Linked DNA regions of Homo sapiens: region 2 is linked to region 1. Evidence: read pairs that join two places in POLR2A ChIA-PET (ENCODE). Cell type or tissue: Caco-2. All regions are shown on one strand.

Region 1 (4,000 bases):
GTTGCTCTGTTGCCCAGGCTGCAGTACAGTGGTGCAACATGGCCCACTGCAGCCCTGAGCTCCTGGGCTCAAGCGATCCTCCTGCCAAGTAGGGGGGACTACAGGCACATGTTACCATGCCCAGTTAATTTAGTTATATTTTTCTAGAGATGGGGTCTCACTATGTTGCTCAGGCTGATCTTGAATTTCTGGCTTCAAATGATCCTCCTGCCTTGGCCTCCCAAAGCGCTAGGATTATAGGTGTGAGCCACCACACTTGGCCATGCATAACAGCTTTTTTTTGAGATGAAGTCTCACCCTGTTGCACACACTGGAGTGCAGTAGCGTGCTCTTGGCTCACTGCAACCTCCGCCTTCAGGTTTAAGCAATTCTCCTGCCTCAGCCTCCTGTGTACCTGGGATTACAGGTGCGCACCACCATGCCCGGCTAATTTTTGTATTTTTAGTAGAGACAGGGTTTCACCATGTTGGCCAGGCTGGTCTGGAACTCCTGACCTCAAGTGATCCACCCGCCTTGGCCTCCCAAAGTGCTGGGATTACAGGCATGAGCCACTATGCCCAGCCAACATAACAGTTTTTATTAGGGTATTTGTTTTGTGATAGAACTCACTCTTGACTAGGCACAGTGGCTCATGCCTGTAATCCCAGCACTTTGGGAGGCCGAGGTGGGTGAATCGCTTGAGCTCAGGAATTCAAGACTAGCCTGGGCAACATGTTGAAACCTGTCTCTACAAAAAATAAAAAAATTAGCTGGGTTTGGTGACATGCAACTGTAGTCCTGGTTACTTGGGGGACTGAGGCGGGAGGATCACTTGAGCCCAGGAGGTGGAGGCTCCAGTGAGCCATGGTTGTGCCACTGCACTCCAGCCTGGGGAACAAAGTGAGACCCTCTTTCAAAACAAACAACTCACTCTCTAGTTCCTATCCTGTCCCTGGAGGTTGGGCTGAAACTACGTGGCATAAAGCCCCTACCCTCTAATCTCACAATAGGTCCTTCTGGCATGGCTAGCCCCTATCCCGTCCCATTTGTTCATAGTATATAATGTCTTTCATATGTTGCTGAATTCAGTTTGCTAGGTTTTTGTTTGTTTGTTTTTTAGAGATGAGGCCTCACTCTGTCACCCAGGCTGGAGTGAGAGGCACTGGAGAGGCGCTATATATCATAGTTTGCTAGTACATTGTTGAAAGTTTTTTTCTTGTGATATCTTTTAAATGGTTTTGGTGGCTCACTCCTGTAATCCTAGCACTTTGGGAGGCCAAGGCGGATGGATCACCTGAGGTCAGGAGTTCGAGACCAGCCTGGCCAACATGCCAACATGGTGAAACCCTGTCTCTACTAAAAATACAAAATTAGCCAGGCGTGCTGGTGCGTGCCTGTAATCCCAGCTACTTGGGAGGCTGAGGCAGGAGAATCGCTTGAACCCAGGAGGCGGAGATTGCAGTAGGCTGAGATCGCGCCATTGCATTCCAGCCTGAGCAATAAGAGTAAAACTCTGTCTCAAAAAAAAAATTAATTAATTAAATGGTTTCAGTATTAAAGTAAATGAAAATTTGTTCCTTCTATCCACAGAATACTCTGACACCAAATTTGTGGTTTTTCCACACCAAGCAATTTTCCATTTCTCTGCACACACCAAGTGGGTGTATTAAAATTTAATTTGATTCTGACACTTACTACCTAGAGTTACCACAGTCCCACAAATTAAAGACTCAGACCCACAAGACTGCCTTCCCACTTTAGACATCAGTTGCAAGTATTGGGTTCCAAGGGTCCCCACACTTCTGTCTGACTTGACTACAAATTGGGGGTTCTCACAACTTCCTTCTTAGGTTCAATAACCTACTGTATTGGCTCACAAAACTCAGGGAAACACTTTACTTCTGTTTCAGCTTTATTATGGAGGTTATAAACGAGCAGCCAGATGAAGAGGTACGCTGGGTAAACAAGATCTGGAAGAGTCCCAAGTGCAGGCGCTTCTGTCCCCCAGCACATGAATGCATTCACCAACTCAGAAGCTGTCTAAATCCTAGTTTAGGGATTATTATTATTATTATTTTATAGAAATGGGGTCTCTCTCTGTTGCCCAGGCTGTTCTTGCATTCCTAGGCTCAAGCGGTCCTCCTGCCTCAGCCTCCCAAAGTACTGGGATTACAGTCATGAGCTACCATGCCCAGCCAGTTTAGGGATTTTTTTTTAATGGAGGTTTCATCATGTAGGCATGATTGATTGTTAACCCAGTCTCCAGACTCTCTTCGCTCTCTGGAGGAAGTGGATGGGGCTGAAAGTTCCAGGCTCTAGGCATGTAATCATGGCTTGGTCTTCCTGGTGACCAGTTCTCATTCTGAAGATTCCAGGAGCCCACCAAGAGTTGCCTCATTAGAACAAAAGAGGCTTCTATCACCCAGGAAATTCCACGGGATTTAAGAGCTCTGTGTAGACACGCATGTTACCCCATTGCTCAGGAAATTGCAAGGAATTTAGGAGCTCTGTGTCAGGAACCAGGTCCAAAGAGCACATATTAGAACAAAAGATGCTGCTAGTGCCCTATCACTCAGGAATTTACAAGGATTTTAGGAGCTCTGTGTCAGGAACTGTGGAGCAAAGATCGAATATGTATTTCTTCTTTTTTTGAGACGGAGTCTTGCTCTGTTTTGCCCAGGCTGGAGTGCAGTGGCAAGCTCTCAGCTTATTGCAGCCTCCGCCTCCTGGGTTCAAGTGATTCTCCTGTCTCAAACTCCCGAGTAGCTGGGACTACAGGCATGTGCCACCACACCCGGCTACTTTTGTATCTTTAGTAGAGTTGGGGTTTCACCATGTTGACCAGGCTGGTCTCAAAACTCCTGACCTCAGGTGATCCAGCCACCTTGGTGTCCCAAAGTGCTGGGATTACAGGTGGAAGCCACTGAGCCCAGCCCCAACCATGTATTCTTATATATACAAGGTAATCCTGGCCTTATAAAATGAATTGGGAAGTGTGGGAAGTGTTCTATCCTCTTCTGTGTTTTGGAGGAGTTTGAGAAGGATTGGAATTAATTCTTTTTTTTTTTGAGAGAGAGAGAGAAGGCCTGGCTCTGTTACCCAGGTTGGAGTGCGATAGTGCGATTATGGCTCACTGCCACCTTGACCTAGTGGGCTTAAGCAGTCCTCTTGCCTCAGCTTCCTGAGAACTTAGGGTGCACCATCACACTCAGCTAATTGAAGAGACAGAGTCTCACTGTAGCCCAAGCTGGAGTGCAGTGGTGCAATCATACCTCCCTTCAGCCTTGAAGTCTTGGGCTCAAGCTGTCTTCCCATCTCAGCCTGTTGTGTAGCTGGGAGTACAGGTGTTTGCCACCAAGCCTAGCTAATTTTGAGTGTTTTGTAGAGATAGTGTCTTGCTGTGTTGCCCAGGCTGGTCTCATACTCTTGACCTCAAGTGATCCTCTCCCTTCCAAAGTGCTGAGATGACAGGCATGTGCTGCCACACCCAGCTGGTGTTAATTCTTTTATAAATGTTTGGTAGAATTAGTGAAGCCATCTGGTACTGGGCTTTCTTTGTGGAAAATACTTTTTTCTTTTCTTTTTTTTTGAGACAGGTTCTTGTTTTGTTGCCCAGGCTGCAGTGCAGTGGTGTGATCTCAGCTCACTGCAACCTCTGCCTCCCGGGTTCAAATGATTCTCCTGCCTCAGCCTCCCGCAAAGCTGGGATTACAGGTGTGTGCCAATACACCTGGCTAAGTTTTGTATTTTTAGTAGAGGCGGGGTTTCACCATGTTGGTCAGGCTGGTCTCCAACTCCTGACCTCAAGTGATCCACCCACATCGGCCTCCCAAAGTGCTGGGATTACAGGTATGAGCCACTACGCCCTACCACAGCCAAATTTTTCCTAAACTTTATTTTTATTTATTTATTTATTTTTAGAGAATAGGGTCTTGCCACGTCACCCAGGTTGGATGGAGTGCAGTGGCTATTCACGGGAGCAATCGTAGGGCACTTTGGCCTTAAATTCCTGATCTAAAGT
Region 2 (4,000 bases), 96 kb after region 1:
GGGATTACAGGCGTGAGCCAACATGCCTGGCCAAGAGTACCTTTTCTGAAGTGCAGATCTGATTCTGTCACTCCACTCCCTGCATTAAACACACTGGGTTTCTTACTTATCTAGTTAAAAAGATATTACATGTTCACTATAGAAAACTTGGGAAAGTGTAAAGCAAAAAATAAAAATTAGTTGTTATCCTATTATCAAGATGCAACAATACTGTTAACATTGTGTTCTGTTTCTTTCTAGTCATTATTCTAGGCGTGGTTACAGATTTATTGGCTTATTTATGTGAATTAGGATTACATGAAAAATGAGTTTTATTTTCTACTTTTTGCACTTAGCATGCTACATGATAGTTTCACTGTCTTTGAAAAATTCTTTAATGAGGTTTCCAAGTGTAAAGCAGGCACTCAGTAAATATTTATTGAATAGTTATTGAATGGTTTTACCTAATTTATGCTAATACTACCAGTGTATGAGCATAATTCCTTCTGCCATATCTAGAAGCTTTGAACATTGTGACTAAATAAAAACTTTGCTGGTTGGTTAAATTAAAAATCTCACTGCTTTTTGAATTTTAATTTCTTTGATTACTAGTGGAGTTTGAACATTTCAGCCTCTGCATTGTTGGTTGACATCCATGGCTAATTTTGTTTTCGGATCTTTAGTTTTAGCTTATATTTTAAATGGTCTTTTAAGTAAATGCATTTATTAATCCTTCTTCAATGCAGTATACCTTAGCATCTGTTAAATGTATCATGTCCTTGCCCAAATCTCACTTTGTAGGTTGGTGAAATATGCTTCATAGAATTTTTAATTAAATATTGCTTTACAGTCTACATAAGACTTCCTGTTAGTAAAAGCTACCTCATGAAAAGTATTGATGTTATTTGCCAACATTTAGACTAGCTTTTGTTACCGTTTCAGTTATTCAATTTAGTCAGCACATGTTTGAGTGTCTTACTGCAGGTGAATAATCCATGATTTCTGCCCCAGAGTAGTTCATAAGACTGGTAGGATACATAGATTTGTAAATAAATAATTATAATTCTGGGCAGTAAGTGCTGCTATAGAAGTCTCTATAAAGCAATGTGCAAACACAAGAAAAGGAGCCGTTAATTCCTTATAGGGAAAGGATCAGATAAAATTATAAAATGGAGTGATATTGTAACTGGGCTTGAGGAAGGTAAGATCTTGCCTATAATATAATAATATTGGCAAACATTGAGTGCTTGCCTGGTATTACTCTTCTGAAGGCCTTATATGTAGTATTGTATGCAATCATTGGCAACCCAGGAGATTGTGCCTGTTATTTTAGTTGTTTTACAAATTAGGAAAGTGGGTGGAGGGTGGGAGGAGGGTCAGGATCAAAAAACTACATATCAGATACTATGTTTATTATTGCCTGGATGACAAAATAATCTGTATGTCAAACCCTCATGATACGCAATTTACCTGTATAACAAACCTGCGTACGTACCCTTGAACCTAAAGTAAAAGTTAAAAAAAAAAAATTAGGAAAGTGAGGAATCTTAAAAGGTACAAAATAGCAATTGCTTACTAGGCAGAGTTAACAGAGTAAAACAAAAAAGTGATGGCAGCTTTGGGAAACTGAATTTTCCGATGTGGCTGAAGTTTCTGGTAAAAAGATGGGGCCAAATAATTAATAATAGCTCCCAAGTACTGTGTAAAAGTACTTTGCATGCTCCATTTTCAAAAAGTCCCCTAAGATAAAAAGAAAAAAAAATCCTCACAGCTCCTCCTTGAGGTATAGATATTTATGTTTCAGTTTTAAAGAGCTTAGAGTCTAAAGAGACTTAGAAAGTTTCAAGTAATTTTCTAAAGGTCCCACAGCTGGCCAAGGTGGAGGTGACACAAGAGCGTTAAGGTTTGTCTGACTCTTTGAGAGTCTTAATTTTTTTTTTTTTTTTTTTTGGAGACAGAGTCTCACTCTGTCGCCAGGCTGGAGTGCAGTGGGGCAATCTCAGCTCACTGCAGCCTCTGCCTCCCGGGTTCAAGCCATTTTCCTGCCTCAGCCTCTCGAGTAGCTGGGACTACAGGCTCACACCACCCCACCCTGCTAATTTTGTATCTTTAGTAGAGACAGGGTTTCACCGTGTTGACCTTTGTGATCTGCCCACCTTAGCCTCCCAAAGTGCTGGGATTACAGGCGTAAGCCACTGCACCTGGCTGAGAGTCTTAATTTTTAATGAAATAGTTCAAATAAAAAATAGTATAAAACACTTGTATATCCAACATTTTATTTGTGTGGTGGGTTTTTTTGTTGGTTTGTTGGGTTTTTTTGTTTTTTTGGTTTTTTTTTGAGACAGGGTCTTGCTTTGTCGCACCAACAAGAATGTAGTGAGTCATAGCTCACTACAGCCTTGACTTCCTGGGCTCAAGCAATCCTCCCACGTAGCTGGGACCACAGCTCCTTCTCCAGGTATTGTGTATAGAATCTGGACCCAAAGAAGGGAAAAGGGCAAAAGGCACCAGTCAGCTGACTCCCTTCTCACCCACGACTTCCTCATACATGTCATTGGTCATAACTGGATCACATGACTCACAGCTTTAAGGTGTTTGAGGAGGCAAGTGCCTTCCTGAACAAAATAAGTTCTGTTTGTAAAAAGGAAGAGGAGAATAGATAATCGGCAGGCAACTCAGTGTCTTCTACTGTTAACTTTTATAGAATATTCAATGTATCATTACAGAGTGATTCTGCTAGGGGTGGTGGAGAAAGCACATAATAAGTGATCAATAAATATTTGTTGAGTAAATGAATGAATCACCTTTAAAAACCCACAGTAGCTACCACTTCTCTTGAGTCACCTCATTTGTGAAGAAATGTGATGCTGTGTTTCAATTTTTGGAGTGAATTTTTCCTTTGGTCACTTCAAATTTTATGCCTTTTAAACTCATTTATGTGCTCTTTTACAACTTTCTTTTGACAAACTTTGGGAAAATGCTTGTGTAACTGACCTTTTTACTAATTATTATAGTGCTTAAAGGTTCATATTCTGTCCTAGTTCTTCCTTCCTCTACACTATTTTGGAAACATATTTATTTAATTTAGAGGAGCTAGAATATTAATTGTTGTCATTTTTTTCTCTTAAAAGAACCAAGCCGGCCAGGCATGGTGGCTCACACCTGTAATCCCAGCATTTTGGGAGGCCAAGGTGGGCGGATCACCTGCAGTCAGGAGTTCGAGACCCGCCTGACCAACATGGAGAAACCCCGCCTCTACTAAATATACAAAATTAGCCGGGCGTAGTGGTGCATGCCTGTAATCCCAGCTACTGGGAGGCTGAGGCAAGAGAATCGCTTGAACCCAGGAGACGGAGGTTGTGGTGAGCTGAGATCATGCCATTGCACTCCAGCCTGGGCAACAAGAGCGAAACTTCGTCTCAAAAAAAAAAAAAAAACCAAGGCAAACACACAAAAAACCAAAGAATTTAACATTTTTAGAATAAAAGAAATATGACACCAGCGAAGAATAATAGTTGAGGTTATTTAGTCCAGCTGCTTTATTTATAGATGAAGAAAGATCAGTGAGTTTGTGACACACCCAAAGATGCATCACTAGCTAAATTAGTGTTAGTGAACCTGGGAATCTTGAACCTAATGTCATTTCTTGTTTTATTTTGCTATGTTGTTACTCAAACCAAGATCAGTTACCTTCGAATGAAAACATGGAGAAATCTGAAGAAACTGAGAAACTTAATTTTACGTTGGATCAGGGTCATGATGAAATCTTTAGATACTTTCTGAACCATAGAATAGGGATAAAAAATATTAACTTGTGTTTAGCCACACTTAGTATTGGGTTGAAGGTTTTTTTGTTTTGTTTGTTTGTTTCTATTTTTTGAGACAGGATCTCACTCTGTCACCCAGGCTGGAATGTATCCAGGCTGGAATGTGGTGGCATGATCAGGGATCAGGGTTAACCTTGAACTCCTGGGCTCCAGTGATCCTTCCACCTCAGCCTACCCAGTAGCTGGAACTACAA

Evidence for each region. ChIA-PET counts read pairs that join two places held together with the same protein. Peaks named below come from ENCODE experiments on the same cell type or tissue, not always from the same donor. Only the 100,000 strongest peaks of a DNase experiment are listed, where the experiment ranks them.
Region 2: POLR2A ChIA-PET joins it to region 1 with 8 read pairs; 2 of 35 experiments call an interaction of 5 or more read pairs at or near these places.

What each region holds. Positions count from the first base shown.
Region 1 is chr11:77,800,060-77,804,059 of GRCh38, reverse strand. All of the region lies in intron 1 of RSF1 (remodeling and spacing factor 1), which reads left to right. Among named protein-coding and RNA genes, the nearest start is that of RSF1, 19 kb to the left of the region's middle. In Caco-2, no CTCF peak of the experiment used is centred here; DNase peaks (open chromatin) are centred at 2,399 and 3,226.
Region 2 is chr11:77,704,170-77,708,169 of GRCh38, reverse strand. All of the region lies in intron 5 of RSF1 (remodeling and spacing factor 1), which reads left to right. Among named protein-coding and RNA genes, the nearest start is that of RSF1-IT1, 34 kb to the left of the region's middle. In Caco-2, no CTCF peak of the experiment used is centred here; a DNase peak (open chromatin) is centred at 2,439.